5 separate regions of the Mus musculus genome follow, and regions 1, 2, 3 and 5 are each linked to region 4. A link is a loop called in an ENCODE intact Hi-C map of the cell type or tissue named here. Cell type or tissue: left cerebral cortex. All regions are shown on one strand. Each heading gives the region's core, and the rest is flanking DNA. Links, peaks and the distances in the headings are about the cores only.

The links. A loop is a pair of places that touch in the nucleus more often than their neighbours do. Peaks named below come from ENCODE experiments on the same cell type or tissue, not always from the same donor. Only the 100,000 strongest peaks of a DNase experiment are listed, where the experiment ranks them.
Region 1: a loop joins it to region 4, with 3 times the contacts of the local background. A loop is called at or near these places in 2 of 42 quality-filtered maps.
Region 2: it touches region 4 in a loop (2.1-fold over the local background); 9 of 42 quality-filtered maps call a loop at or near these places.
Region 3: it touches region 4 in a loop (9-fold over the local background); 23 of 42 quality-filtered maps call a loop at or near these places.
Region 5: a loop joins it to region 4, with 3 times the contacts of the local background. A loop is called at or near these places in 26 of 42 quality-filtered maps.

The regions. Positions count from the first base shown.
Region 1 is chr14:66,145,779-66,150,778 of GRCm38, reverse strand. Chrna2 (cholinergic receptor, nicotinic, alpha polypeptide 2 (neuronal)) reads right to left here. Exons shown (of 7, transcript NM_144803.2): 5 at 4,264-4,373; 6 at 960-1,992. Among named protein-coding and RNA genes, the nearest start is that of Chrna2, 7.3 kb to the right of the region's middle. In left cerebral cortex, for the core only: a CTCF peak has its summit at 3,051 (motif pointing right); a DNase peak (open chromatin) is centred at 3,031.
Region 2 is chr14:65,598,958-65,605,618 of GRCm38, reverse strand. It overlaps Nuggc (nuclear GTPase, germinal center associated), which reads right to left and starts at 352. Exons shown (of 19, transcript NM_001195674.2): 1 at 323-352. The coding sequence starts at 352. In left cerebral cortex, for the core only: no CTCF peak of the experiment used is centred there; no DNase peak of the experiment used is centred there.
Region 3 is chr14:65,738,852-65,745,512 of GRCm38, reverse strand. Scara5 (scavenger receptor class A, member 5) reads right to left here. Exons shown (of 9, transcript NM_028903.2): 6 at 5,125-5,223; 7 at 3,334-3,381. Among named protein-coding and RNA genes, the nearest start is that of Pbk, 64 kb to the left of the region's middle. In left cerebral cortex, for the core only: a CTCF peak has its summit at 3,488 (motif pointing right); DNase peaks (open chromatin) are centred at 1,218 and 3,497.
Region 4 is chr14:65,663,007-65,669,667 of GRCm38, reverse strand. Scara5 (scavenger receptor class A, member 5) reads right to left here and starts at 3,265. Exons shown (of 9, transcript NM_028903.2): 1 at 2,922-3,265. In left cerebral cortex, for the core only: a CTCF peak has its summit at 3,373 (motif pointing left); a DNase peak (open chromatin) is centred at 3,362.
Region 5 is chr14:65,776,246-65,782,906 of GRCm38, reverse strand. No RefSeq gene overlaps it. Among named protein-coding and RNA genes, the nearest start is that of Pbk, 26 kb to the left of the region's middle. In left cerebral cortex, for the core only: a CTCF peak has its summit at 3,836 (motif pointing right); a DNase peak (open chromatin) is centred at 3,868.

The DNA of each region.
Region 1 (5,000 bases), core at 1-5,000, 480 kb before region 4:
ACATCCCTGGGAATCCCATTTTATCTTTTCCCATTTCCACATACTGCTAGGCTCAGGAGTCCAGAGGGACATGAGGAGACACTAGGCACAGGCCATCAAAATCAGGAAATTTTAAATGTAGCTCATAGTAGTCCCCAATAATGTGCTGTCCCATGCTACTTCCCCACACACCTGAAGGGGACAGAAAGAGGCAGGTTGTAGCCCAGGGCAAGCCAGTGTGGAAGAGCTGGAGCTTTGTAGCTCTTCAGCTCACAGGCCAAGCCAGAGGATCTACATTCTTAGAAATTTCCAAATTAATGATCAATGTTCTTATCTACTCAATAAGATTGTCCCATAGTAACCTTTCACTCCTCCTTTGGTTGGTAAGGGGACAGCCAGGTTCTGAACACTAAGTACTTACTATATGCAGCCCTGGGGGAGGGGAGCCTACCCTGGTTCAGCTGAGAATCTGCAGGGTTTGAGAGTGACTAGGGAACGTCACAGACTGCCCAGAGCCCAGATGGAGGAGACCCTCTACCACAGGGTAGTGCAGCGGCCAGCCATGCACTGAGTGGATGCGTTTGTATTTGGTTTCTGTACCTTCTCAGAGCAGTCTATCTCCCTGCCCTGCCCCGCCCCACCCCGCCCCTCTCATAGAGGGACTGCCCAGACAAAGACAAAGCAGATGGAGACCAGCATCTGAGCTCCCCAATTTCCTCACTCTCCCCCACTTAGGTTGAAGAGAGGGGGATGGACCCTGTGGTATTCTGCCATCGGCCAGGAAGTAACCAGAGGACTTCTAGCTAGTGTTTCCCTTTCATGATCAAGTCCAGACTCTTTGGACATGACTGAGGGTGACTGGTCCTTACAAGAAGAAGGGAAAGGGTTGCCCAAGGGCATGCCCTGGGCTTGGATTTTTCCCTGCTAAGCTGGCAGAGTCACCCACGGGGTGGGGAGGGGCTTTCCTCATCCCAACTCACCGAAGAGTCAGCATCCTCAGACCTCAGGTGGTCAGCAATGTAGTGTACACCTTCTAGTGCTTTCTGTATTTGAGGTGACAGCAGGATCTCACTAGCCTGGGATGGAGTCTTGGCCTCAGGCCCCATGGCCCTCAGATGCAGGCTGCCATGGCCATAGAGGACACCCATGGAAGAGTCTGGGAGGCCTGCACACATACATATGTTTTCATCTTCTTCCTCCTCCTCCTCTTCCTCTGTCTCCTCCCTTTCTTCAGCATCCATGTTGGTCTCCAGCCAATGATAAGTGGGGCTGAGCTTCAGACCTGGAGAGCCATGGAGCTCCATGGGCGGCAGGGGCCGATTCATCATCAGCCACCGGGGCACCCGGCCTAGCAGGGCCACCCTCACCCAGTTGGGCATGTTGTGCGTGCTAGGGGAACGGTGGTGGACATTGAGCACGAAGACTGTGATCACAATAGAGAGGGTGACGAAGATCATGGTGAAGAGCAGGTACTCGCCGATGAGTGGGATGACCAGTGAGGTGGATGGGATAATTTCTGTGATGAGCAGCAGGAAGACAGTGAGGGAGAGCAGCACCGAGATGCACAGCGTGATCTTCTCTCCACACTCAGAGGGCAAGTAGAACACGAGCACGGTGAGGCAGGAGATGAGCAGGCACGGGATAATGAGGTTGATGGTGTAGAACAGCGGCAGCCGGCGGATAACGAAGTAGTAGGTGACGTCGGGGTAGATCTCCGCGCAGCAGTCGTACTTCTTGCTGTTATAGGTTCCGGTGGCGTTGATAATGGCCCACTCGCCGCTCTCCCAGTAGTCCTTCAGGTCCACCGTCCGCTCCATCTGCTCCAGGTCGATCTTGGCCTTGTCGTATGTCCAGGAGCCAAACTTCATCTTGCAGTTCTGCTGGTCGAAGGGGAAGAAAGTCACGTCGATGCTGCAGGAGCTCTTGTAGATGGCTGGGGGCACCCAGTGCACAGTGCCCGTGAAGAAGAGGTGGGCCTTGGTCATGTGGGTCACCGCAAACTCCCCGTCTGCACTGGGAAGAGGAGACAAGCTGGGATCCTGCATATCTGCCTCTTCCGTGAAGCAGGGCAACTGAGTAAACAAACTCACTATTGACTGGCTAAGTAGAGTCATCCAAGCAAGGGCAAGATAAATCTCTCCTACAGACAGACGTATCTGAGTTGCCTTTTCAAATACCAGTGTTTTAATTGCAGAAGTAAAAAATTTAAATAAACTAAAAAAAAAAAAAACCACGATTGCCATTTTGATGTCATAATTATATATCTGACTGTCATAAAGACTATTCCTTAATTTTTCATATTTCAAATCATGGGACATTTATAGTCTGATCCTGTTATTATCCATTTAGTATGTTGAAGTTTTTGTGGTTGTTTTATGAGACAGGGATCTTACTATGTGGCCCCAGCTGGCCCCCAACTTGCTGGCTGGATTTAAACTTGTGATCCTCCTGCCTCAGTATCTTGAGTTCTGGAATAACAGGTATTCTCCACCATACCTGACTAGAGTAAAGGTTTTTGAGTGTTTTGATCTCCCTCACGATTAAATGGGAACTCAGTTCCAGAGGAGGAGGATCCTAGATCTTGTACCCAGATCTTTTTCGTTCCTTTCCAGACGAGACTAACATTTTGGCTGGTGAGGAAACTCCCTGTACTCTGTGCATTTAGCACAGTATTTGGGGCCAGTTTCATCTACCAGGGCCTGTACCTGAGGGATGTGAGATGTGGTTCCTGCCCTTGGGGAACCACATGGAAATGAAATATAGTCACATGACATCACCATGCAACTGGGCATTTGGAATGCTTCTGAGATCAGGAGGGACTTCTGGCTGGGCTCAACAGGATTACTGTGAAAGCTTAATTAGTTCTTGACCTGGGAGGTGAGACAAGAGCATAAAAACAGGAAGCCTCACAAGAACAAGGAAGAAATCGGCAGGCAGGACTCCATAGGACTCTGGGTTTCCCTGGGTAGAAATAGTCTTTAAACTCCACCCCCAATTCCTACATTCAACCCAAACCGGTAGTGATAATTTCGGTCATTTCACATAACTACCACTAGATGGCAGCAGGCCCCCATTCGGGGGAAGAGGCCATGTGACTTCACTGACCCTTTGCCTATTAACCTGCAGGAGGGTGTCGTTCACACACCCCTTAAATGCAGCTGTTCTGACTAGCCTTTGTCCTACCAGAAGAACTTGATGCAATCAGGTATTAGCAACCAGCTGTCTTATTGACAATTTAAAAACTCAGATAAATCTGCTGCTGGGACTTTGTTCCTGATCTGTCAGAGAGAACCAGAAACTGGAAGGATCCTAGGTGCCACCTCAGGGCACAGAGATGGGGCCTGGGGAACTCGGGGCATATGACTCCTGCAGAAGCAAACAACAGGTGTTTAAGGCTTAGACCACCAGGGGGTGACTATGCTATCCAAAATTATGTCACATGCCAACCCCCCCCCCCCCACACACACCACCACCAAGAACCTTCCATGCCTATTCATATCTCAAGAAGGTAGCAGTGTCCCCCAGAGACCTGCTTTAGAAAATGTTAGCAAGAGACACTGCCATCATTTAAGTATTAACGTCTGGATTTCTCTGTGAAACCTTACCCAAGCCAAAAAGGAAAGAATAAGTTTTAGTTTCTTTTATGAGAAAGTGTGTGTGTGTGTGTGTGTGTGTGTGTGTGTGTGTGTGTGAGAGAGGGAGAGAGAGAGAGAGAGAGAGATGCCAGTGCACATGAGTATGTGTCTGTGTATATATATGCATGCATGTTTGTGTATGTGTGTATGTATGTATGTATGTATTAGAGAGAGAGTGTGTGCTGGCACACATGTGTGAATAAATGTGTGTATGTGTGTGGTGTGTGCACATGTGTGGGTAGTGCTTGTGCATATTTGAGTGTGTATAGGCCTAAGGCTGCCATCAAGTATCTTTCCTTGACCATGCTCCATCTTTACTTCTTGAGACAGGTCCTCAAGAATCGAAGGCTTGTCTGGCTAAACTGACTGGTCAGTGAACTTCTAGGATCTACCTGTCTCCCCTATCCCCAGTGCTAAAGTGCTCTCTCTCTCTCTCTCTCTCTCTCTCTCTCATACACACACACACTCACAGAAACAGACAGACAGACAGACAGACAGACAGACAGACAGAGCGAGCCAGAGTACCACTCCCAGCTTTTATGTGACCACTGAGGATTCAAACAGATTTTCTTGCTAGCCCAGCAAGAGCTCTTGCTCGCCTAGTTCTCTCCCCTCCCAGATGCACTTTAATTAGTAACTGGCTTCTTACTTGTTGTAGAGAACAATGTCTGGGATCCAGATCATCTCTGAGGGGACGCGGAGGGAGGTGATGTTGCCAAACTCAGCCGGGTCCCAGCGCAGCTTGTAGTCATTCCATTCCTGCTCAGGGGAGTGGTCACATCAGAGCACTGCCCCACCGGGACCTTTAGGTGATCTGAGGAGCTGTGGGACTGTAGCACCCCTGTGTCCCTCTCCTAGCCCCCACAGAATCCACAGAGTCTATGGCACGAGGAAAAGGCTGCTATGGGAATAGGGCAAACCATTTCTGATAAGCAGCCCATTTTGTTCCGACTCTGGTAGTGAAAATCCCAGGCAGCCAGTGCCAGCACACTTGGCCCTCTAGCTGTGCCTCTGGCCCTTGTTCTGATGCTCCCCACTTAGTGAATCTGTTATGCAGTCACTCCTTCTCCAGGCAGGGCTTGCCAGAGACAGCCAGGAGAGTTACCCATGACCTTCCAACTATGCTCTGGAGACCTCCTGATCCAGGGAGTCCCAGCAGGAAGAGGATGCTCTAGGTCCCAACTGTGTTCCACCAGAGCAGGTCCAAGTGCATTTTAAAACCAGATTTTGTTATTGTTTATTTGTTTGTTTCATGCACAAGCTGGCCTCCAACTTACTGTAAAGGTAAAAAACGACCTTAAACATTTGCTTCTTCTCAGCCCCTCTTCCCAGGCTCTGGATGGAGTTCATGAGCCCCATGCCCAGTGCCTGCGGTGTTGGGGAGTC
Region 2 (6,661 bases), core at 962-5,961, 64 kb after region 4:
TGCTACCCATATAGTTCAGAAGTGTTGATTTCATTTCCCCTAAGGGAGTTGTTTCCATAGTGGTGAGTAACATTTCCCTTTTCAGTTCTGAAAACAAGGATGATTTAATACATCCCTATTCCTGTACCTGGGAGCTTCCTTCCCAAGGCTTCCTCAAAGAGGTACTTGCTGTGGCCCAAGAGACCTTCCACCAGGCCACTGAGGGAGGCTCTTTGCCTGCACTGACTCCAAAGGGACTCATCATTCAATGAGACACTTCATAGGCCTGTCTCTCTCCTTCTAAGAAAAGCCACCTGCTACTATTCCAAGGGTCTCACCTCACCTCCTTGGATTTCATAGAGTCCAAATCCATGTTCTAGAAACCTTATTTTTACGGTAGGAACCCTCCCATACATAATTGATAGTTGAATAGGCCACTTCATTATGAATAGACTGCTTTGTTGTTTTTTAAGATTGGCATCCAGTTCTTCCTAACTTGTTAGAAAATAGCATCCAACTAAAAGAGCCAGGGATGACAGCTGTGGATGGAGTTTCAGCCTTTGCCCGACAACAGTAGCCAGGTCCTACTTAAGGTCATTTCAGGGGTGTTACCTGAGTGTGGTACCACACCCACCAATGCCTCCATTTCTTCCATGTCTGGCTTCCTCCGTTGCTCCTTTTGCCAGCTTAGGAAAACCAGCCTGAAAAATCAAAGAACAAAGAGGAAACATGTGTACATTTAAAGTACAAAAAGCAACCAGGAGGAGTATCAATTCCACAACTTGAAAGAGAAGCAAGAGAATCAAAAGTTCGAGGCCAGCCTGGGCTACACAACAGACCCCGGTGACTCATTCAAGAACAAAAATACAAATCTCCTAAAGTGAGAATACATAAATATGCTTGTGTTTTGCATCTGCCACTAGATCTCAATGTTCCAAGGAACAAGGAACAGCCTCGCTTCTCGTTGAAACCTGTACAATGCCTCATTGAAACCTGCGCAATGCACCACATTACATGTGACAAAGGTCAACATGTGACCATTGGGTTGCCACACACATGTATCTAGGGAGGTTTACTCTGATATTGCCTGAGGTCTTTAACTCCTTCTGAAGTGAGAATAAGTGTCTGGTGACCAGAGCTGTGTCAAGTTCTACACATTGGTCGTTGTGGGCAAGACCAGTGCCCCTAGTCAGGTGAGCTTGAACCTATGCCAATGCCATTTATTTCCAGCAAGTGTCATCAGCTGGAAGCTAGGATATCTCCGTGCCATTTCTCAGGGATGGAGTTTTGTTGCTAGATACTAAGCATGGAAGGAACTATGCAGTAGTTTAGTCAACGACCTTCCTCACCGCACTTCAACAGGAAGGCGCCTTCCTGGAGGTTGGTTATATGCAGCCCTAAGGCATGGGGCATCTGCAGGGGGGCGGGGGCAGTAGTATGTAAACATCCAAAGGATATGTAGAAGCTGGCCTGTGTCTGGGTCACTGGTACACAAGGCAGGGCATGCCTATGAAGAAGATCCAGGGTGCTATGGAGGGAGGCTCAGACTAGATGACACTACACAGAGCAGATATGCTGCCCTGGAACCTCTTTCTCTACCCACATAGATGGTAGTATGAGGAACACAGGAGGGTTACCCAGAGTCTGTAGCCACGACTTCTGTGGGGAAGCACTCAGCTGTGCACATCAAAAACAGAGCTACCAGCCCTTCTGAAATATGCAAAACCTTCCTGCTGCATCTTCCCCCCCCCCCCCCCCCGGGCACTAGTCTCACAGACCTTAGTGAGACAGACTCTGAATAAGGCAGACTGGACCTTATTTACACACGACCCCCAAACTAAAACCACAGCTCATCAGTTGAAATGATCTACTCTTAGCTCAGCTTGCAGATCTGACCCAAGTAAATGGCTTTTGTGCTTGGCACATACTAGTTCAATGTAGTACTAGTTCAATGTAGTGGGATGCTGATTGTGTGCAAGGTCAGAAGCACTATGGCTCTCTAGTCCATCTCCTGCAGTCCACTCTCTGGCCACCCGCATCTTCCATGGTTCTCCAGGGAAGGGAGTTCTGGTGAGTTTCCACAAACCTGTCACACTGGAAGCCCTGCCGCCTTTCTTCCCTGTAAACTACAACGCTTTATTCAAGATTTTGTTCTTGGAATTTTTTTCTTCAGTAGGGTTCCTGAATTGCTAATCATCGCTTTCTCAGGCACCTACTGTTCTGGAAATGGTCTGGTTATGAAGACCCCTCTTTTCTCTCTTTACTTCCCTCCCTCCTCCTCTTTCTTCTTTCCACAGCATGTTTCTATGCATCTTCAGCCCAGATTGGCCTCCAACTCATGACTCTCTTGCCTCAACCTCTGGAGTGCTGAGCTCATAAGTTTGTATGTAGCACTATGCCCAGCTCACTAACCATGGTTTATTTAGGTTTTCTCCTCCTTATGGAACTATGAGTTCTTCAAGGTTTTCTGATACTCGAGAAGTCTGTATGTGTATGACCGTTTGGTAATGGACAAGATAAACCTTAAGGCATCTGCAAATGCCAAGATTCTAGGTTCTTATTTGAAGTGCTTAGCAGAAATTCTGGAAGAGGAAATGCTCAGAGTCACATTTCACGAGAGACTTCTAACTTGAAATACTTGAGGCTGGAGAGATGGCTCAGCCGTTAAGAGCATTCTTGCAGAGGATCCAGGCTCAATTCTCAGCACCCACATAGTGGCTCATGGCTATCCATAACTCTGGTTCTACAGGATCCAGTGCCCTCTTCTGATCTTTGTGCATAACAGTCACACACACAGTGCACAGGCAAAACACCAATAAATAAATAAATAAATAGTCTTATGGTTTCTATTCCTGTGCAAAGCATCATGACCAAGAAGCAAGTTGGGGGAGGAAAGGGTTTATTCAGCTTAGAGTTTCACACTGCTGTTCATCACCAAAGGAAGTCCGGATTGGAACTCAAGCAGGTCAGGAAGCAGGAGCTGATGCAGAGGCCATGGAGGGATGTTCTTTACTGGCTTGCTCAGCCTGCTCTCTTATAGAACCAAGACTACCAGCCCAGAGATGGTCCCACCCACAATGGGTCTTCCCACCCTTGATCACAAATTGAGAAAATGCTCCACAGCTGGATCTCATGGATGCATTTCCCCAGCTGAAGCTCCTTTCTCAGTGATAACTCCAGCTATGTCAGGTTGACACACAAAATCAGCTAGTACAATAAATAAATAATTTTAAAATCACCATTACTGGGGCTGGTGAGCTGGCTCAGTGGTTAAGAGCGCCGACTGTTCTTCCGAAGGTCCTGACTTCAAATCCCAGCAGCCACATGGTGGCTCACAACCATCCATAACGAAATCTGATGCTATCTTCTGGAGTGTCTGAAGACACACTACAGTGTACTTACATATAATAAATAAATAAATAATTTAAAAAATCACCATTACAAAAACTAAACCACATATGGCCACTCTAAGTAAAGCCTGTCAGTGACTTCAGCCATAAAATGAGGAAGTCACAGAGAACTTTGCTATTTTCTATAGAATAGTGACTTGGTGAGCCATCATCACAGAGAACATTAGCCATCATGTCCCCACTATGGACACTGGAGACCAAAGAAAATGTATGGTCCCACTGTTGGACAAAAATCTGTAGTTTGCCAGGACCAATCTGTATTCTAGAATTCAAATTCCAGGGGCAGAAGGAATAATGAGTCCAAACAAAACCCAAAGAACAATTGACCAGTGAGCAAAAGCACTATTGCCTTACTGACGTTGGGCTACACAAACACTTCTCAGACTCTTGGATTTGAAGATGCTCTGAGAGTCGTCTTGGGGCTAAGGCTCTTTGGCTTCAGAGCGATGTAGATTAAAGCACATTTTAAAAAGTACACACAGTTTAGGGAAGACGCAAGCATGCTCACTGGAGTCTGGAACACAAGCAGTGGTTTGGGCTTCATTCAGGGTCAGGGGTAAGTTCAACTGACTTCATTTACTACAACAACAGTACATGATGTCCAGAATGGTCTGTTGGCACAGATCTGTGCAGGGTTAGACTGAGTTTAGCTGCATCAAAAGCAGACACCAAATCATGAGCCTCTCACCAAAAACCATCACAGTTCCAGTACACAAGGAACTTGTGACCGCTGACTGACACATGGAAATAAATGGGAATTCCTTGGAGTTATAGGAATTCAGGTTTCAGATTCTTCGTGCCAAATCCAAAGACTGTGTAGAAGGGCAATTTGGTTGGCAAACTGAGACGCTATAAAGTGGACAGGAATCCTCCATGAAGACAATCAACAGAAACCTCCAAGGGGCAAGACGGTCAGTATGGAACTGACCGCTCTAGTGGCAAAGGCCATTTTGCTTCTCATTCTGCTACCAACCACAGAGCTGTGGAGCGGTGGGACTTCTCACAAGTCACCTTGTCATTCTGAGCCACCTCGGGCCTCCCATCCATAAGTCAAGGTGTGTTCCCTGGTGTAACAGATGCTGAAGAGATGAGCATCCTCATTTTGAAATGTCACCAGCAGCTTAACAGTGATGAGGGCTCCCAAGCTATGGAGCAGTGCAGTTAAGACAGCCCCAGGGCCAAGTCTTAAAGAGACCCACACCAGAATCTGCTTCCCTGCAAAGGGAGGTAATAATGGTGGAGTATGGTGGGAAAAAAAGAACCAACACAAAGCAGTTCACCTGTAGACTGTGCAGACCAGAGAGCTTCTTCACGCTCGGGTTATTTTGCTTGCGTTTCAGTTGCACGATCAGCCTTCTAGTTTTGCTTTTAGGGCTTATTTACATTTGCATGCTCTGAGCCCAAGAATAGCATCTTTATGTGATGCTCTGTGGGTTATGCTAGCCCGGGGACGGGTGCCCAGTGCTGATTTTCTGTTAAAGTAACTGACTTCTGACAGTTATTCGTGCCTCTTTCAGCCTCCCTATCTTTCGCTTGTCTTTGCTTATGGCTGTATAAAAGGACAGTAAGGAAGGTGATACAAACTCAACATCCCTCCCAGTGAACAGCTATGGAGAGTTGAATTAAAGAAGGAACGTCAGGTTTCTTATTTTATGGATATGGACTCTGAAGAATAGAGAGGGCAAGGAACTTGTCCAGAGTCGCACAGTAAGGTAATCGTCACTTCACAGCAAGGTCAAGAGCAATTATTCTACAAAAGCTCTCAAGCCAAGCCTTCAGATTCCTGAAGGAAAAGAGGTGGTTACCATTTAACCAATCAGCCAGTGTGTCCAATGTTAGGTACCCGCCAGAGGCAGAGAGGGCATGCAGTAATGTGTTTTTTTGTCAACTTTCCACCTAGGTGAATAAGTGAGTAAGTAAATAGATATTATCTAGTTCTGATGAAACAAAATTTAACCTTTCCCCCCCCCCACTCCCAAGTTTGTCACAGCAATGAGATGTAGCATTTTTCTTTTCATGCACCCATGTGAAATCAACAATTCCTGAAATAACTGTTTTTATTTTGGGAGGAATGATTTTGGCTTGCCTAAAATGATGTTTCATTTTTTAAAAAAATCAAAATAATATTTATTCTGTAATATTTTAGTATATTGGTACTTACATGGCCCTAAAACTCACTCACACAAGCAGTGTACTGGCTAGTTTTGTGTCAACTTGACACAGCCGGAGTTATCACAGAGAAAGGAATGTCATTTGAGGAAATGCCTCCATGATATCCAACTGTAAGGCATTTTCTCAATTAGTGATCAAGGGGGAAGGGCCCCTTGTGGGTGGGACCATCTCTGGGCTGGTAGTCTTGGTTCTATATGAGAGCAGGCTGAGCAAGCCAGTAAAGAACATCCCTCCATGGCCTCTGCATCAGCTCCTGCTTCCTGACCTGCTTGAGTTCCAGTCCTGACTTCCCTTGGTGATGCATAGCAGCGTGGAAGTGTAAACTGAATAAACCCTTTCCTCCCCAACTTGCTTCTTGGTCATGATGTTTGTGCAGGAATAGAAACCCTGCCTAAGACAAGCAGGAAGGGGAAATTCATTTTTTCTTAAGTACTAACTCCTCTTGGGCTAAGGGCTCAGTAGGTAACAGTGCTTTTCTGCACAAGCCTGACAACAGCCCCACCCTCGGGACACATGTCAAGGGTGAGCAGGAGGATGTCCCTCATTCTGGCTTGCTTGCTGAGGCAGGAGGCGGAGACAGGAGAATCAGCTGGAAGCTCCCAGGCTACCTGGAAAACAGCAAAAGAAACAACACACCCTGCCTCAACAAGGTGGGAAACAAGAAACCTGTAACTCACTCTCTAAAGTCAGCCCATAGAGGAGAGACGAGTCTCCCATACAGAATTCCAGTATTTATATGGCTACCCCATCCTCACAGGCAGAAGCACAGCTCCCCACTCCGTGGGCCCTTTCTGTGTGCCGGCTTCCTCCAGGGGACTACAGTATGGAAGCCAGAGGGGAGGGAGGAATTTCCCAGTACCACCCGGCAGCCAGGAGATCCAGGGCAGGCCAGCAGCACCAGCTCCAGGAGCTGTTGTTTATTCTCCCTGAGGTGTGACAAGAATGACTTCAGCTCTGTGGTCTTCCTCCCCTAACCCCTAATTCTAATCTAAGAAGGAAAAAAATACCAGAAAAAAAAATGCCAATAGCGGAGAATCCTACAAAGTTCCAGGCCAAAAGCCTTCCAGATTGTCAATACCATCAAAAACAAGAAAGGTCGC
Region 3 (6,661 bases), core at 740-5,739, 76 kb before region 4:
GTGTGTGTGTGTGTGTGTGTGTGTGTGTGTGTGTGTGTGTATGTGCACACTTTAAAGAGTCCCTTCCCCTCCTTTATTTTAAATAGAGGTAGCAACATCCCAGCAGCCATTGGAAAACTATGTGGAATCTCCCTTCCTTGGTCACTCTCTCTCCTTCTTCCCCCTCCCTCAACCCTCCCTGCCATCCTTCTCCCTCCATTGTCTGTCTCTGTCTGTCTCTCTCTGTGTCTCTGTGTCTCTCTCTGTCTCTCTGTCTCTCTGTCTCTCTCTCTCTCTCTCTTTGTGATGCTGGATGGTAGAGATAATGAGGTCCCTGCACGTGTGTATGTGTTTGTGTCTGGATCCTGCTGGGACCCAGAAACCCCTCTACTTAAACAACAAAACACGCTTCCAGTGATAACTATTGATTAATATTGACTTGGGGATTCACCTCATGTCAGGCTGCATAGTTTCTCTTCATGTGAAACCAAACAGAGTAAAGTTTTTGTTGTTTTTAAAACAACCTGAGCTTATATACCGCTTAAAATGTACGCACTGGGATTTAAACAGAACTTTGTACACACATTTGTATCTTGCAAACAGATCACATTCCAAGGTAAAAACAAATGTCTGTTTTCCTTGAGATGTACATATGGATCTTGTTTTTTCCCCTGGCCAAATCTCCAAAAGCCAGGGTTATTTAACGAGATTTTATGGGATGATTGATGTCACTAAGGCCTGAAGGGAAAATAAAAGTCTTTACTTCTCATCAAGAAAAACACCAAGAGGTCTGGATTTTAGATCCATTACAACCACCATCTCAGCAGGTAGCCCTAGAGTCCCTCCACCTCTTGGGTCAAGGACCTGCAGGGGTGGAGCTAGGAACAGGGACAGGAAGTGATCTGAAACCTATCCACACTCCCAAATCCCACAACTCCAGATTCAATATGGGTGAACACCAGCAAGAATTTTGTTCTGCAAAGCATGTTCACACTGACTGCAAGCATGGCCCCCAGGAGTTTTCCCTAATACCACACACTGGCCACTAGCCACTGAGAGGTGTCTCTCATGAACACTGTTACTATAGTAACACTCCCTGCTGGAAGGAACTTCAGGCATTTGAGTTGCAGGTTAACCTGAGGAATTTGGTAAAGGTTTCAAGCCTTTGGCAAAGGCACTGGTTGCCAGAACCCAGCCAGGCAAGCTGGCCCTGCACCACTCAGCTCAGGGTTTTGAGGTTCTCTGGTGCTGCGAACTCACACTTCCTACTCCGTGGATCCCACAGTGGGACTGCCAAGGAACCAGGGAATGACTAAGAAAGCCCCAGTCGTAGTAGGCACTGTGTCCATCAGAATTTCCACAGTTTTCTGAAAGATGAGCCATGGGCCTCTCCTCAGAGCCTGGGTCTCAGGGATATAAGTAACACCTCGGGGTCAGGGGACATATGACTAGGCATGGCCAGACGCAATTTAGGAAGCTGAGGCTGTGGGAAGATAACCAACCCCACTGCCAACCAGAGTCAGACCTCAGTTCTGAACTGAGGCAAAGGTTCAGTCAGCCTGGGTCTTCCGTCAGCGTCTAGAGCCATGAGGAAAGAGGAACTCACTAGGAACTCTGGGGAGCCCAACCATACCACCCAAGACTCCACTGCTCCAAGATTGTAGCTTGACTTCCCACTCCAGATTAAGGAAGCCAGGGACCCAGCGCTCAGCTCTGGGCCTCTAACAGTGGGGAAGGTGAATGGTAGACTTCCAGTACCATGGTTCTAGAGTTCCTGTGCCCCTTTGATGCTTTTCTTCACAGCGCGAGAGGCTTACAGTCTGCCAAGCCCCCTCACCTGCCCGTTCCATGGCACAAGGAGACCAATTCTGGGGTCTCCGAAAGGTAGCTAAAAGTTTTGTACAAGCTTAGGATTTGTGTATGAGCTCTGGGCTCCAGTCTGAATATAGTCTCCTTATGACAGTAAAGAAACCTTCCTTCCCCTGGGAGACAAATCCAGAGCTGATGCCAGTCCCTGGCTGGGTCATCCATAGGCTATAAGGTCAAGTGGATGGGCTCTCTTCCCCAGCCTCTGACTGGGGAGCCTCACACCAGCCAGCTTTGGCTTCCACCTCCTCAGTCTCAGAGCGTAACCAGCGCTGTCCAGGTAGACAATGACCATATTCACTCTGCTGGCTGTGACCTCCTGTTTGGGTTCTCAAGTCAGCTAAGAAAACAGTTGGCAGACGGTCTCCAGTGAGACCCCTCTGGTATGTGGGCAGCGTTTCGGATCTCATTCTCAAAGGTCATCTTTCCACATAGCTCCTCTCTTCCTGCCCAACCCTCCACACGTTGTTTATGTCTCAGAACTAAATGCCACAGTCCAGTCCTTCTCAGCCACCTCGGCAACATTCTGTCAGAAGACGCAAAAATGCTTGATTCTAAGCCCAGGAGTAGGCAGCACCCCAAAGACCACATTCACCACCCTTTGCGGGAGCCCCTCAATAAGCAGTTTAGATTGTACTTCCCCAGCTCTGTACCCAGGCCACATGCCCTGAAGTCATGCCCTGAGCACAGGTGCCCAGAGACATGCTAATCCACCCATGCTCTCTTGAATATACACTCAGAGCCAATGTCGCCGAATGCCGAATGCCGGGTGTTCTATTCTTGTTTGGAACTTGGCTAAGAGGTTCTGTGTGTTCTTCGTAACAGTCTTTCTGGGAGTCTACACAAGGCACGCTGGGGGAAGATACACCTCAGAAAAATGTGGTTCAGCTGGATCAGCCAGTTCTCTTACAATGGCTACAGGAAGGATTTCAGCAGAGGGGCCCAACTGTGTGGTTGCCAGGGAATGTCTTAAGCCTCATGGCCTCAGAAGTAGCAAAGGAGAAGACAAAAGAGGGGGTCCTCTGAGTTTCTCTGAGCATTGCACGAGCCATTTCTACAAAGTCTGGAGCCGAGTTTTAGCCATCATCTCCTCCAGTGATTTTTAGAAAGTATGTCTGAGTTGGTGTAGGGTATGAAATATTAATGGCTAACACTTCATGAGCTCTGACTCAGGTGTCCAGACTCTGTTATAGTCTTACCATAGCCCTAAGAGGTCAGGATTCCTATTCTCTCCACTTTACAAAGATTGTATATAAGGAATTAGTGGTGCTACAGGGTGCTGTGGGGAGGAAACCTCTAGATCCATCTATACAACCCCAGGCCTACACCCCTAGGGGTTGATGATACATATTGCTGGGCCAGTGAAGGCTAAAAGGGGGGAGGGGGAACTCTTTGATGCTCAAGTCCCAGAGTGTGGTTTCAGCACCTGACCTTTGACCACAGGCTTCACCTGTGCCCCAGAGTACGGACCCAGCAGAATTTCCTTACCAGCTCTCTCTCCTCTCTCTCCTTTCTCTCCTTTTGGGCCTCGATCACCTGGAACGGAAGGAAAATACGTGTTAGGAATGGAAACAACACACTACAAATAAGATTTTTTTATCTATGGACTTGCTAACTCAAGGCCAGCGAATCCCTCAGGCAGGGGCCAGCAGCCACCAGAGGTCGCTGTGGAGAAGATAATTATAGTGTCTGCTCTGGTCATAAGGGAAAAGAAGGGTCCCATGAGAAAGCACTTTAGAGCCCCATCTACCATATAGCATCAAGGAATGCCAGGCAGGAAGCGAAGTTAGTCAGTGTTGGAGAAATTCGCACTCCAGCTCATTGGAGAGGAAGGGGTTGAGCTCCAGCCGTCCATGGAGTCAGGTTCTAAGTCAGGCTGGTGTTTCTGGTAGGGCAGTTTCCAAGGACTTGTGGAACTTCCTGTCCAGGGTTGAGTTAAAAGGTCAAGCCTCTCTTAGCTTCCATTTCACTCTACAAAGAAGGAGAACGTCCTGGCCCTACTCACTCAGTGGACAACAGAAAGGCGGGGGTGGGGGGGTGGGGGGGTGGGGGTGGGGATTCTACTTTAAAGGTTTCCCAACATAATCTCTGCAAGTCCAAAGCCCACTGCACACTGTGGTGAAGAAAGCAGTCAGAATTGTCCGGGAGAGAGTATTTACTGTGATCCCAGGTTTGAAAAGAAGGAAAGCAATCACATACATGGTTGAACGTGTTTAGAGAAGTATCCACCAGTGTGTGCTCCAAAGATTTCACCGTGGTTATTCTGAAGAGTCGGAGCCAAAGGGGCCAAAGAAGAAAGGACTTCCTGTCTACTTTACCCTCTGTGTATGTCTGTGCTGTCTAGTCATTTATCAACAAGCATTGGCTCTTTTTATATGGTCTTTTAAAAATATCACATATTTTCAATTAGGATCATAAAGGAAAGACCTCAGTCCACCTGAACACTAGAGAGTAGAATATGATTTCCAAAGACAGAAGACCGCTCAGTCACAGGGTGTATGTGTGTTGGGGCAGGGGTGATGGTGAGCAGTACTTTTTCTGAGTTGTCATGGTAATGAGTGAAATGTAGGCAGTCAGTGCAAAGAGCATCAGGTATCCTTATCTTGTATGTATGTATGTATGTATGTATGTATGTATGTATGTATGTATATATGTATGTATATATGTATGTATCTATCTGTCTATCTATCTATCTATCTATCTATCTATCTATCTGAGACATGGTCCTCCATGTAGTTCTGGGTATCCTGAAGTTCACTGTGTAGACCAGGGTGGCCTTGGAATCACAGAGATCTACCTGCCTCTATTTCCTGCTAGGATTAATGGTGTATAGCATACCTGGCCAATCTGACAATCCAGACTGACCATGAAGAAGTAGATTCCCATGAGGATGAGCAAGGGAACTACCCACGGGAAGAAGGAAAAATATCAGAAGAAGCACGGTTGGCAAATTAAACCGGAGAAAGGAAATAAAGTTGTAAGCACGGGGACTGGAGGGCATGTAGAAGGAGAGGAGGCTGGTAAGACTGAGGACAAGTGATAAAGTGCTTGCAGCCTGGCTCTGTTCTCAGAGACCCCTCACTAGGTTCCCTGCTTTTATCTCTGCAACCTGTATACATATACCCATGCACCCACACATGCATGTGTGCACAGGCACACACACACACACACACACACACACACACACACACACACACACAGCACTCTCCTAGATGGCTCCTATGCTACTCAAGGACTGAAGGAATGTGAGCCCTAGGGTGTGTCAAGATTCAGTATTACCTTTGAATCCGCGCATGCCCATGGGGCCCGTAGCCCCTAGCTTCCCATCATCACCCTTGGGACCAGGCAGTCCTGGGTCACCTCTCTCTCCTGGCAGACCTGGGGAGAGAAGACACAAGGGTGCAGCTGCAGACTCAGGTCCATTAGATGCCCTTATCTAGTTTAATAATTAATATGAACTTGGTCTTCCATAGCCTCTGCTTTCCCTTGCTTAGCATCCTACAGGGCAGCTCAGAGCCTCCCCATACACACCTATATCACCTTTCCCTGAACCCTTACTCTTGAAAGGCCTAGTGTTGTTGTGGTAGTGGTAGGGCCAGTCCCATTCAGATACCTGCAAGCATGCTGGATTTCTAAATTCTGTTTACTCTTTGTGTGCAGGCATAAAGAATCTCATGTAATCCTTATGACATGCATGGGGGGGGGTGTTATTTATACCCAAACTTCAGATAAAGAAACTAAGGCTCCTGGATGCTTGCCCCAGGGCACACAGCAAAGGGCTTTGGAGGCAGGATCTGAGTCCCCTTCTTTCTTACAGAAAGTTCATGATTGGTTAACATCATGTCCTGCTTTAGGCTAAGGTTCTCACTGGTCATTAGGGAGGAGAATGCTGTGGGGATGGCATTAGTGAGTGGGAAGAGTCTGAGGTGACGCCTTAGCCTATTTAAAGGAAGAGGGGGAAAAAACACAAATGAAAAAAACAAAACACTCCCTTTCTTTCCACAAACAAAGTGTCAAAAGCACAAGAATGTCCACAAAACCAATCAATCGGTACATAGGCGGCCATCCCATTAGGCGCTTTGCTCCAGCTTCTTGGCTATCAGACACCGTGGCCACAGCCTGCACTGGATGTACCACGGAGAGCCAGAATCAACAAACACTTTTATGGAGTGAGAGCCCAAGGCCCAAGGGTCCTGACCCAAAACTAGTCATCGCTGTAGAACACAGTTTTCTTAATCAAGTTCCTAATTGTTCTTTCCTGCTTGGAGAGCAAGCTGGTTTTCATTGGGCCTCTTTTTCCACAGCACAAGAAACCTATCTCCCAGTTATTACCCCAGGGCTAATAGCAAATGACTAGGGGAGGCAGTGGCCTCCCAAGGGTGTGAGGACGTCAAAGAAATTGATGGAATGCCTTTCTTTTTCTTCTTGACGTGATGCATCTGTTCCCAGAGTCTAAGAGTCCTGTGGTGATCTCTGAGTCTACTGCAAGATGTGCCCGAAGGGCCCCCACCCTATGATTCATGAGGCAGGAAAAGTGGCTTTTCTGTCCTGAGAGCCTCAGGGCATCCTCCGATGTGGAGCTGAGGACAGAGGGGAGGTCAGGCTGGAGCACTCCCCTTCCATGCCCTATCTTCTCCCCTCGTCTGCAATGTAGAGATTTGGCAGGAATAACCCCCTAAAATAAATAACCAGACCCTTCCCCGCTAAGCTTCCTCTCCTCGCATCATCTTGGAGCCACTTCACTCAGCAGAACGTTGCATGCAACACAGGAATGGGCACACTCAGATGTTTGTCCGAGTCTCCGATAGGAAACTTC
Region 4 (6,661 bases), core at 1,031-6,030:
TATCTTCAATGTGAGTTTTGGAAAAAACAAAACCCTTAGGAAGATGGGCACAAACCCAGCATGGACCAGATACACTGAGATCCTGAGAAATAAGCAGGACCCACAGCCCTGGGTGAGACGTACGGTGCCTGGAAGGTGCCAGTGGGGAGACTGGGAGACTGTGATGGGTCTTAGGAGTCATCCTTCCCTCTTTAGAGGTAGGGCGTGGGGACAAAGAAGGAGGGGAAAGGGCAAAGCAAAACCATCTGCTCTCTCTTTACAACTTGAGCTTGGGCTACCAGAGAAGCTTCAAGAATGGAGACTTGACCTTTGGGGAGGAGAAGAGGCTAAAATTGACCAGTGGCTGTTTAACTGCCCAAGCAACGACCCAGGATCGATGGGGTCTTCTGGTCTATCACTCCAAGTAGGGGGGTGTCACATTCCCCTGCTCTGGCTCATTCACTTGGATACACACACACACACACTGGTCTTTCTTCCAGTCTATGAGAGAGACAGGGGAGGGAGATGGTCCTTGGGTCTATCAGAACTTCTCACATGCTAACACCTTCTAACAGCTTCTGCTTAGCCATTCTGTGCCTTCCCCCATGGTGTCCAATCTGCTAATCTCCTAACTGGTCTCCATCCAAGCCCTCCGCCCAGCAAGGACCTCTAGGTGGGGCACAGGATGGCTCCAGCTCTACTCACATATAGGGGATCCTCCCTGGTCTCAGGATGTGTGTGGTCCTTCCCCTCTGGCCTCAGTCTTAAGAAGCTACAAAGCTGGAGGCCACTGTCTCTGCAGCCTGTGATAACTGTTGCTCTGCCAAAGGCAACTGGGGCTGTAGCCAGAGGTCCCCAGAACCTCTTTCATGCCACCTTCCTTCCCTCCTGATCAACTCCAGACCCCTGGGACCTAGAATGTGTCCACCAGCAACTCCTCCTAGCCATTCTCCCCACTGCCTGGATGGACTGAGCAATGGCCTAGAGGAAGGGGCCGGGACGGAGCAGGTCCAGATGTGAGAGGGATGACTTTGGAAATGGTCAATTCTTTACTACGTGGAAACAAAATGTAAGCACGTTCTGCCTGCCCTAGTTTTATGTGGGGTTCTGTTTTCTCCTCTCAGAGTCCAGAGCAGGTTCTGAACTCTGAGATCCTCTTCTACCATCTATAGACTCAGTTTGTGCTCTCAGGCACGTCACAGCTGATCTTCTAGAGTAGTGGTGATCACGGAAGCTGCTGGTGCATTGGAGACGCCCCTTGGGCCTCAGACTGATTGCCCCCCAACACCCCAAAACCTCCTGGGAGCACTTCCTGGGAGCACTTCCTGGGAGCACTATGAGCAAGGCAGGAAGGCAGATCAATCATTTTGGCATTTCTGGTTTAAAGATAACCTAACCAAGACCAAAGAGGCAAGAATGATAATACTGGAAATAAAGAGTCAACGAGGCAGTAATTAGATGGATGGTTCAGGGGTCTCCACACACAGCACTGACTCCATCATGGGCTGCTGTATCAAAGGTATATATGTATGTCTGTTACTTTCAGTGGCCACCTTCAGGGCCGCTGTAACAGGAGCTGCACTAGGCACACCAGAGGGGCAGCTAGTGCACATCTGTAAGGGCATGAGCAGAGGAGAAGGCTTGAAGGGAAACCTGGGTCACATGGGTGGAACCCCAGGTCCCCTGGTGCTCAAGGAGCCTGGACTTCAGCTTTGCTAATCAGAAGGAAGCCACCCAGGGGTTGTTATGAGTCATTCCCCACAAAGGGTGAGAATAGGGGATGAGCATTGCTTCCAGAGTCATCTGACAGCTGCCCTGGGACACCCTCGAACCCTCTGCACAGGTGCCGGAGGGAGGGAGCTCACGGCACAAGGGCTCCTTTTATTATCTCTCAGTTTGGGAAGGTGTTCTACTTTGCTGACCTGTGATGTGAAGTCCACTCTGCGGAACACCTCCCTGGGAAGGGGGAAGCGAAGAGGACACAGTGAGCATCATGTGAGCTGATACAGGAGCGAGGACCTTTCAAAGCCATGCAAGACAGGGGACAGTCAAAGACTGTAAAATTCTTTCTTCCTCAGCAGATGGGGATCTCAGAGTCCTGAGGACTCCCCATTGCTCAAAAAGTCCCAGAAATGAAGTTGTGTGGGGGTTCCCTTCACAAAAAAGCAACCTCAAAAGTGGCTTAAGACTGAGGTTTGAACCCTGGTTCTGGAAGTTTCTCTGGGAGCACCAAAAGGGCTAAACTCCTGCTGAGGCAGGGAGCTAGATCAGGGGCCTCACTTGCGACTCTGAATCTTTTTCCGTGGACTCTGGTCTCTCACTTGGCAGGGCTTACAGCTTCTCTTTGGACTGCCTGGGTTCTAAAACTCATTTAAACCAAATAAAGTCACTGCAAATTTGGCCCCCAAGAAAAAGTTACTAGATAGGTCTTAAACCTGTTATTTTTCTAACTGGATTCATCAGTTCACCGGGTCCCAACTCACAGTTAGAGAGGCCCAGATGCTTCACTAATAACCTCCTGCTTCATTTGTCCCACCCTGGTGTGTTTACACACATACACATGCCCACGCACAATGCATGCACATGCACCCATGCATGCACCCACACATGCGCCCATGCGCACTGCATACTGTGCACATGCATTTACTCCCTGAATAGGCTCTGGAGCTGTGACATAAGACAGCCAGAGATGCCACTGAAGCCATAGCATCCCTCTGGCATCTGGATGCGGGCTCACACACTACAGCTCTAGTAACTGAGTCCTGGGGCCCCTGTGTGTCTACAGGCTCAGATCCCTCGTACCCTCCCACCTGGAGGCCTGCAACTCCAGGTCCTCTGTCAGCAGGACTTCCCAACTCTCAGCTTCACCAGCACACCGCTTCCTCCATCTGCCCTTGGGACACCATTACCCCAAGCTTCTAGGTCAAAATGTCAAAACTCACCTGTATGCCCCGTGCTGAGGCTGGGCCCTGTCCCTTCAGTTCCCAGCGATTGCCATGGTAGCCAGAGAGCTGACTGCTGCCCCACGAAGACCCAGAAAGTCCCTTGAAGCTTGTACCCACAGCCAGCCAAATCCAGATGGAGTCATATAGAAAGAGTCTTCAGGGTCACCTAGTGATTTAGGCCAGGGCCACAGAGTCACTTCTATGGGAGGATCCGTTCAACAAAGTGGCTGAATAACAGGTCTGCACGTGGGACTCCTTGTCTTGGTGCAGCGTCGGTCAGCCTCAGAAAGCGATCCGGAGATATTCTGTGGAGTCACCCACAGCTCTGCTAGGTACTGACTGGGTGGGAGGTGCTCCAACCTCCAGTCTTTATTTAAAAAAAAAAAAAAGTTCTAAAAGCAACTTCTAGAGGGAGTTTGGACTACGCCTGCCCCCTTGTGGCCATCCTCAGACTTACAACTCTCTGCACAGCATTCCAGCCCTTGGCTTTGGGACTCAGTGATTGTGTTAAAGGCCTTGCTCAAAATACTTTTTGGACAGCTTCTGAGAAAATGGCGGCTAGACCTGGTTTGTGACACACCCAAGGAAGCAAGTCTTGTAAAATTTATTGTAGCACGGAACTGGCGTTTCTCAATTCATTCAGCAAATTTGGCATTTCCTGAAGTTACATCCACTCCCAAAGGACTTGGACAATTCACACACTGGTGCTATTTAGAATAAAGTCTGGGGTGGGGGTGGTGGGCTCTGAAAGAACTTCCGAAGTCAAGATCAACACAATTCAGTAACAATGCCAGTGTCTGTGGAGCACAAAGACTGCATGAGGCACGAGAGAACGGGCCTGGGAGAAGCCCTCTGGTTGGAAGTCTGACTGGACCTCAAAGGACTGGAAACCTCAACACAAACAATTACCTTGTTTTTTTTTTTTTTAAAAAGGAGATACACTAGGGTGGGCGATAGTGGAATCCACAGGACCCTGACCTCTCAAGCAGGACCCGAGCTCGATCCCCAGCCCCCACATAAAAAAAGATGGCGTGGTGGCACACACTGTGACTCCAGTGCTGGGGAGCTGTGGACAGGACGATTGCTGGGCTCACTGGCTGGAAAGCTAGCTTGTTTGGTGAGTTCCAGACCAGCAAGGGAACTCTGTATTAAAAACCCTCAATATAGAACGACATCAGAATTTGACTTCAGTCCCCTCCCCCCATACACTTGTACACATGTACACACATACAGATACACACAATAAAATTAAACACAAATTGGAAGGATTAAAAAGAGATTCAAGCAGGTGTTAAAGAAGCAATGAATTCAGATGAGAACAGTGGGAAGAGAAAGACTATCAGAGAGACATACCCTCCCTCCCTCCCTCCCCCAAGAACCCAGTGTGAGCCACAACTAGATAGATCAGATGATGGGTCTGGACCGAAGTGTGCAGAAGCTAGCATTCATAAATAAGTTCCTGTTTGTTGGCTAAACACAAGAACAGGGTTTCAAGGTCAGATTTCTAACAGGAGAGTCTGCCAAACTCAACTCTGCCCACCCCACAGTACAGCTGCCAACCCTCAGCTGACTACTTAGAAGAGCTTTAGTCATCTTCAGGGACCACCCTCCTAACTGTGCCCAGAGGCAGCTTCTGCAGGACACTGCTTTACAGGAAGAAAAAAGCAGTCTTGTATAAGGAGGAGTAAGAGGAAGAGAAGGAGGAAGAGAAGAAAGGGGCACTTTATGATATTATTTACTATACATGCAGATAATGCATGCACTACTTCAAATATTTTTCGAATACCTATATACTTGTTTCTTGATATCCTCCTGAGGTTGGTTTCAGGACCCTTTCATGGACGCCAAAACCTCAGGCATTTAGATGCTCAGCATAAAACATCAAGGTGTTTGCATCTTTATGGCCCTGCACAGCGTCCAGTCTACTCTAAACCATCTCCAGGTTATGTAGTCTACCCAACACAATGTAAATGTTATTGTGAACAGCTATCATACTGTAGAATTTTGAGAACTAGGGTAAGGATACATTTTATTATTCAGTACAAACCCCGATTACTTAAAAAAATAGTTTTGATCTATAGTCAGCTTCGCTCTGCAGATTTGGATACTGTTAATTCAGGGAGGGACGTTGTGCACATCTTAACAGTCATGTGAAGTAGGTGTAGCTCCTGAAACCATTTACACAGAGATCAAGTGATCCATCTTGGATCCCTCCAGCCTGTGAACAGCAGAGCTGCAGTTCAGCCCTAGGCGTTGCCTTGAGTCTAGGCCTGTAACCACCCCCTTTATTACTCCTTACAAAAATAATGCTTTTGTCACTCAACAAGTCACCAACATCCCTGGGAATGGAATCTCCCATCTAGCGAGGTGTGTGCTCAGAATGTGACACTTGCAGACCGTCATTACACACACATATGCATCAGCAAGAAATAGAATGTGTCAGTTCTGTGGTTGAAGCTCACATCCCAGAAACTGAATCTCCAGGGCAGCAGTGCAGGGAGGCGGGGCCTATTGGGAATGGCAGGAGCCAACCACACAGTAAGAAGGATTTACAGAAATAGCTTCTTCTTGTCTGTCTGTTACCATGGCAAGACTCGACCTTCATGGCCAGACTCTCTCGTGCCTCCTGCCAAGTGATCACACTGTCAGAACACGATGGAAGCTGGCATTTTTATCTTGGACTTTCAGGTCTCAAATGGAGAAGAAATGAATCCCTGCCTGCTCTAGATTTCTGTTCACAGGCGTTCTGTTTTATATCACAAATGAAGACAGCCGCTAAGACCAGGGGTGTCCTCTGTATTCTTCACCTCTGTGGCTCCTGGCACCATAATACCTGACAACAACCAGGGAGGAAAGGCTTCCTTGCCTCATGACTTCAGACCAAGCTGGCAGAGAAGGTGTGGTGGGTGCAAGAGGGGGTGGTGGAGGCTGTTCACAACATGGCAGACAGGAAGCAGTACCAAGGCAGGAAGCAGAGGCTGGGGCATAACTTCCACCAGTCAGACTCCACTGTGGAGAGCTTTGGGGGCTGCTTGGCAGGAATCTGACATTGGCCAAGGACAAGAAAATGGGCTTCAGGCAGGAATCTGACTTTGGGCCATGACAAGGAAGTAAGCTCAGGCAGGAATCTAATTTTAGGCTAGAACAGGGAAGTAGGCTTCAGGCAAGAATCTGATCTTGGGCTAGGACAGGGAAGTAGGCTCAGATATCTTGGTCCTCCTGATAAGCCCTTAGAAACAGTGATCAAGGGACTTTGTTTATTGTCTTGCTTGTTCCTTGACTATTTGAGTTTATGGTTCTGCTTGACCTTATGGCTTGCATGTAATTAAAATGGTATAAAAGCAGATTGGGGAAAAAATAAACCTGCCTCAGCCTGAGAACTGGCCGGGGCCATGCTGCAATGTTGTCTAATTGTCTTTTTTCTTTTTAATCCTCACTCCTGCCCTGGAGAACCTGTTGACTGACTGGTCTGGTTTGGTCACTCCACCTTCTAAAGACTCCACAGCACCCCAAAATAGCACCAGTGGCTAAGGACCAAGCATTCAAACCACGAAGCCTGCAATGGGAATTTCAGATTTAGACTGTAATACCAACCGTGCCTAAAATGAACACTATCTCTTTTTATTCACAGACCTACACTGACTGCCTTAAGAAGTAGGGAAAGAAGACAGATGTGGACAAGGAGGAGGGAGGTGAAATCTAAGCCCAGCCCAAGTGTGGTGGTTTGAATGAGAAAT
Region 5 (6,661 bases), core at 779-5,778, 110 kb before region 4:
ATCAAGGAAACTATGTTCTTAAGCGTGGCCGACGACTATGGGGTCCATCCACTCACGCCACTCAGCGTGACTAGGGTCTCGACATGTGCCAAAACCCGGGCTGTTTACTGAGGAGATAAAGCTGAGTGGGACTTAGACCCCAGGTGACAGTCAGCTAGCTGTATAAATGGCTCTCTCACATATACTGGACAGGATAGAGGGCTGTAAGTGTGACATACAGGACAAAAAACATCTTGCCTATAGTAGCAGATTTTTCTACTATATAGATTTTGGTTAGCAGGGTGTTTGGTTTTTGTTGTTGCTGTTTTATTGTTGTTGTTTTGTTGTTTATGTTTATATTTTTTAAATTTTGCTTTTGTGTATATGTGAGTGCGTATACATGTGAGTGTGTGTATGTGTGTGGATTTGAGTGTGAGTGTACATGTGTGCATGTGTGTGAGTGCATGTGTGTGAGTGCATGTGTATGTATGAGTGTGTGAGTGTGTGCAGATGTGTGTGTATGTGTGTTTATGTTCATGTGTTTGAGTGTGAGTATGTACATGTTTACATGTGTGTGAGTGTGTTTGAGTGTGAGTGCATGACTGTGTATGTGTGTGTTTATGTGCATGTGTGCATGTGTGTATATGTGTGAGTGTGTGTATGTGTGTGTATGTGTTTTTGAGTGTGAGTGCATCCATGTGTGTATGTGTGAGAGTATATGTATACATGTCAGTGTGAGAGTGTATGTGTGTTTCTGTGTGAGTGTGAGTATTGTGTGTGTATGTGAGGGTATGAGTATATGTTTGCGTGTGTTTGTATGTGTGTGAGTGCGCGTATGTGTGTGAGCGAGTGTACGTGTGTGTTTGTGTGCGCCACAGAATGAATGTATTGCTTGGAGGACAGCTTTTGTGAGTCAGTTCTCTCTGATCGCCATGTAGGTTATGGGAATTAAATTCAGGTCATTAGGCTTGTGTGGCAAGCACTTTGAGCTGCTGAGCTTCACTTGCCAGCAGGTGAAGAGGCTTTGAGGTAATAAAATACTGGATCTGGAAGAGAACAGAGATATCATCTAGTTCCAGCCCTCCCTCTTACAAACACAGAAATGTGACTTCCGCAGAAGCTAAGACGCTTGCCCAAGGACACATCCGGCCAGAGGCCGACTCCAGGAGAAAGTTCTTATCTTCTGCTTCCCCAGTGCAGAGAATTTTCCACTGCCCCATGCCAGATTACACACACAAGCATCACTTCTGCATTCCCCGCTCCCATACCTTAGCCACTTCTTTAAATGGTAATGTTTGTGAGTTCCAGGAGTCTGTGCTTATTTTCCATATTCTGCCAATTAATTGTGGTCTGGAGATAATCCATTCCAAGTCCCTGAGCTATAAAGTATGGCATCAGCTAATCTTTTTTCAAGGTAATTCATTCAAAACCTTGCATCAATTACACCTATTATAGTTTAGTCTTTGAGTTAAAAACCAATAATGTTCTTCTTTTTCCCCACAGCATGGTTACTGGGAGAAACTGTTTGTTTCCTGCTTGGAGACTATGTAGCCCAGGCAGGTCCTTAGCTGGCCTCCAACTCGCAATGATCTGCCTGCCCCTGTCTCCTGAGTGCTGGGATTAAAGGCTTGTACCACTACACATGACTTTTGGAGTAACTATACCACTGCGGAGTGCAGGCTGTCCACAGAACCGAAGTAGATATCCTGGGGAGTGAAAAGGGTCAGGCTTGAAGGAGCCCCATCATCGCTTGGTCAGTGACAGGCAGGAACAGTCTGGGACCTACTTTTCTCTGTTACTGCAGCCAGGTGCAACAGTAAGAAGAACTCACTGTCGCCCCACACCCTCCACTCCTCTTCCCAGCAGTCTACGCTGGGCCACTACCATCTGGAAATTATGAAGTCTGTTTGGAAGCCAGAAACACCTTCCACAGCAACTTAAATGGATTGCTTCCTTAGTCAACAGCACATCCAAAAATAAGAAAACAATTAGGCATTGTACAAACCGCCATTTTTATAGCCAACACTTCCAGCTATCAAATTAACCTGTGATGGCTTCTGACTCACAAACTATTCTGTCAAAGAGTCAATGATGTGGTGTTTACAGAAGGGAAGAGGGGGTCATATGGGCTAGTTTGTGTTTAGATAACATGGCACTAATATGGCTTTCTGATGTGGCTGGATGTAGCCAATGCTAGACATCTGGGATACAAAGCAATGGCTGACACTGAATGTCTGAGGATCCCCCAAAGCAAGCAGTGGTGTACCCTTTTATAAACCTGTGACCTTTTATAAACCTGTTCATGGCAGACACCACTTTGGTGTGATTCTCTATAAATGCAGCCTTGATGTCGGAGGTGAATGCCTCCACCTTTTGTGTTTGTCAGCTAGCCTGTATAGGTATGTATGCCTATCTTGTGACCTGTGTGCCCATCTACCCGTGTATGTACCCAGGTGTCTGCCAGTGTCTGCCTGCCTTGTGGCCAGTGTGCCTGTAACTACAGTTTCCCCTATTTGCTGCTGATTCCTTGGATTCTCTTTAACCTCTGGCTATTTATAACCCTCTTTTGTTCCTGGCTGTGGAGCTTGGACCTCACATGCACTCTCTTGTCTAGCAGTATAGATCTGGGCCAACCATTAAACATATGAGCCAGAAAGTACAGGAGGAGGAGAAGGAGAAGAAGGAGGAGAAGGAGGAGAAGGGAGGGGGAAGGGGATGGGATGGGAGGGGGAGTTCTTTTTATCCTTCTTTCCTGTTGTCTAGGTCTCTTATAACAAAAGACAGATTTACAAAAGGTAAACAAACAGATGTGTACTAACATGTATGTCTCCTACACTTGTGAGAAGAAATCCAGAGGTAAACAGACTCTCAAAGACATAGAGTAGAACTAATTCAGACTTAAAGAGATTGTCAACAGACAACAGACAGCATTGGGGACAGTGCAAGGTGGAAATGCAAACATGTGGGAAGCCAGTTACCTGCTTCATAAAGACTTCTTCATTGCATAGAATACCCCAGTGTGGTGTCCAGGCTGTGAAGGGTCTTAGGTCATCTCATGTGATAATTTAGTCCCTATTTGGTAGAGAAGGAAGGAGGGACGACTTTACAGAGTTCTACCCCACTCTAGGGGAAAGGTAGAAAGATGTCTCCTGTACATTTCTCCTTAATTGTTTTCAGCTTGAAACAGACCTTATATCAAAGTATTATATGTGGGGGATTCATACTCTGACGTTCTTTGAACGCCTTCCTGGGCACTCATGGTTCTCTATTACAGTCAAAGCCATAAAGCTTAGGAAATGAAACACTGAATGCACTTGCTCAGTCTCTGCTCCTCTGTTTGCAGCTTTCCCACCTATAAAACAAGGAGGCCGAGTGATAGACCTCTAGTATCCTTCCTGACTCTATCTAGTATCCTTTCTACCTCTGACAGCCATGAGCTGCAGGGCTTGCTGAGCCTGGCTCCTCCTCAGATGGCCATGGGCAAACAGCAGCAGCAGCCAGGAATTCCTCAGAGATTCACCACAACCAGGTTTGACCCAGTCTTACTGATGAGACAGTATGGTGATCTTCATATACTTAAGACCTGGCTTCAAGTCTGGCAGTGGTGGCACACGCCTTTAATCCCAGCACTTGGGAAGCAGAGGCAGGTGGATTGCTGAGTTTGAGGCCCAGCCTGGTATATAGAGTGAGTTCCAGGACACAGGGCTACACAGAGAAACCCTGTCTCGAAAAACCAAAAAAAAAAAAAAAAAAAAAAAAAAAAAAAAAAAAAGACCTGACTTCAAAATTTGAGGTTGACTCTAGACTTCTTGGAGTAGTTTCTCTTGTCTGCCTGTAGATGTCACCAGAGAGCTGACAGCAGACATGTTGAAGCAGGGGTAAACTTGAAGTTTGATTTGCTCCCAGCTTTTCAGATAATTCTTTTCAGTTTTCTGACCTGATGCCCTGTGAAACTGCAGAGAACTGAGCCCCAACGTGTTTTCTTTAATAAGATATATTTATTTTTTAAATGTACACTGTCACTCTCTTCAGAAACACCAGAAGAGGGCATCAGATCCTATTACAGATGATTGTGAGCCACCATGTGGATGCTGAGAATTGTACTCAGGCCCTCTGGGAGAGCAGTCAGTGCTCTTGACTGCTGAGCCACCTCTCCAGTTCCCAAAGGTTTATTTATTTTATGTATGTGAGCACACTATCACCATCTTCAGACATATCAGAAGAGGGCATTGGATCCTGTTAAAGATGGTTGTGAGCCACCTGTGGTTGCTGGGAATTGAACTCAGGATCTCTGGAAGAGCAGTTAGTGCTCCACCAACATGTTTATTTAAAACCACCCACACTGCAGACATTTAAGTGCCTGCCAATTTAGAACAGAGTTGAACCCAAGGGCCTCTGCGCAACCCACATGGAATAATTTAAAAAAAAAAAAAATCCAGTGTTCTCTTTTTGTTTGTGTGTTTAAAGACAGGGTCTCACCAAGTCTGGGCTGGCTGAAAATAAACTTGAAATTGACCTGAACGTTGTGTTTTATAAAAAAGAAAGAACCAGGATATGTTTGGTAGAAGCAAGGTATGGTGAGGTGGAAGGGGGTGCCTCTGTGGGCCCATGCTGAGACATCCCTTCCCCCTGAGGAGCATGGGATAGAGTTTATTTAGGGCATAAGGTGGGGGGAGAGCGAAAGAGGGGGGGGAGGAAGGGAAAGAGTGAGGGAAGAGAGAGAGAGAGGGAGAAGAGAGAGAGAGAGAGGAGGAACATGTGGAGAGAGTGTGGGGAGGGGGATGGGGAGAGACGGGATAGAGAGGGTAAGTGAGTAAGAGAATAGAATGAGAAAGTAAGATAGAGAAGAGGGGGAAAACAGCTCCTTTTATAGTGAGTCAGGCATACCTGGGTGTTGCCAGGTAACTGTGGGGCGGAGCCTAGAGGGAATGCTAACATTCTGATGCTCCAGACTCCTCCTCCTAGGGACTGGTGGTATTCACCCTCCACCTACAGTGCTTTGCTTGCTGGAGGGCACTGTCGCAACAGGATGACACACCCAGCCCCTCCTTTTATTTATGTTCCAAGTTTAGACAAAATTATGCTGGATGTTCCCACTGTAATAATGACATCTACTGAAATACAACCCGTTCTTCACCTAGAATATTCGTGACGGTATCTGTCGCACTATAGTTTATATTTCTTTACATATTCATTTTATTTTATGTGTGTGGGTGTTTGGACTGCCTTATGGGTGTGCCTGGGACTCAAGACCAGAAGAGGGTGCCAGACTCTTTGGACCAGTAATTGCAGATGGCTGTGAGCCAACATGTGGGTGCTGGGAACTGAACCTGGGTCCTCTACAAGAACAGGAGTGCTCTTAACCACTGAGCCATCCCTCCAGCCCCTGTGTTATTCTTTATTGAACACCAATTCCCCACACTTATAAAAAAGATTACCTCTCCCATAGCCCAGAATCTTCCCTGTTATCCAAACTATTATTCAAGTGCTGCTTCAGAGTTTGTAAGCCACTTTCAAATGACCTCATAACTAAAGGTGCCTAGGATACATTCATTTGTAACAATGGCTGGAAGCCCTTCTTCATCCACGAGTTTGTGGAACCAAGATCGGAATCTCGGTCCTTCGATCCCATATTCCTGTCAAATAAAACTTTATAGGAGACACTGATTTGGACTAAGCCCAACAGTCAAGCCAATATGGAATTTAATCACAGTAGCTGGCCTTTATTTAGTTCATTGCAGGAGGCTCTGTAGCCAATTATCTAATTAAGCTGTAACCAATTAAATTGTCTCTCACAGTTCCATTTTCTATAAACGTCAGATTATGTTGTTGGTTGGAGCTCTCAGAATCTGCTCCGGTTTTGGAAGCAGCCTGATTCTTTAACCATTTTTTTTTTTTTTTTTTTTTGGCTTTTGCGTTTTCTTTTGCTTACTTTTGTTTGGTTTTTCTTGCTCACACTAATTTTGCTAAATGTAATTGGTCACAGGAATTTTCCTTTCAACATTCCATAATCTTTCTATTGTCCCAAAGACCTCCACTAATTATAATAAAATCTCTGCTCTGTAATCGCGCCAAGCTGCAGTTACCCACGACTGAGACGTTTCATGTAGGGATTTAACAGTTTTATTTTTGTCTTAAAATGATTTATTATTATTATTGTTGTTGTTGTTATTGTTAGTGTGTGTGTGTATGTAGACATGTGCATGTCACAGTGTACATTTGGAAGTCAGAGAACAACTTGAGAGAGTCGGTTCTCTCCTTCCACCACGGGATCTGGGGGTTGAACTCCAGTCAAGTTTGGGAGGCAAGCGCTTTTACAGGCTGAGCCACATTGCCAGCCCTCCATCTTTATTTGCTAATATTTTCTTCGGCAGTAACGCAGAAGGTAGGTACTACCATTCCCAAAGATGAGCCCATTGAGTCTGCTATTGGGAAGTTGCTTCCAGGTTTTGAAAGTGATGGTCCAACAACAACAACAAAAATGGTGACGTTTACCTGGAGAGCAAATCATATCCCTAGTTCCCACACACCACCATACTTCTTTCCAGTGCAGAGGGGAATTTTTCCTGTCCCCTTTCTTCTTCCTTCTTCTCTTAGATATTAAATACCTAGTGTCCCACTTGAGAGAGTGCCAACTCTCCGATCTAGTTATGCCTAGGTTGAAGTTTGCGTCTTACTTATG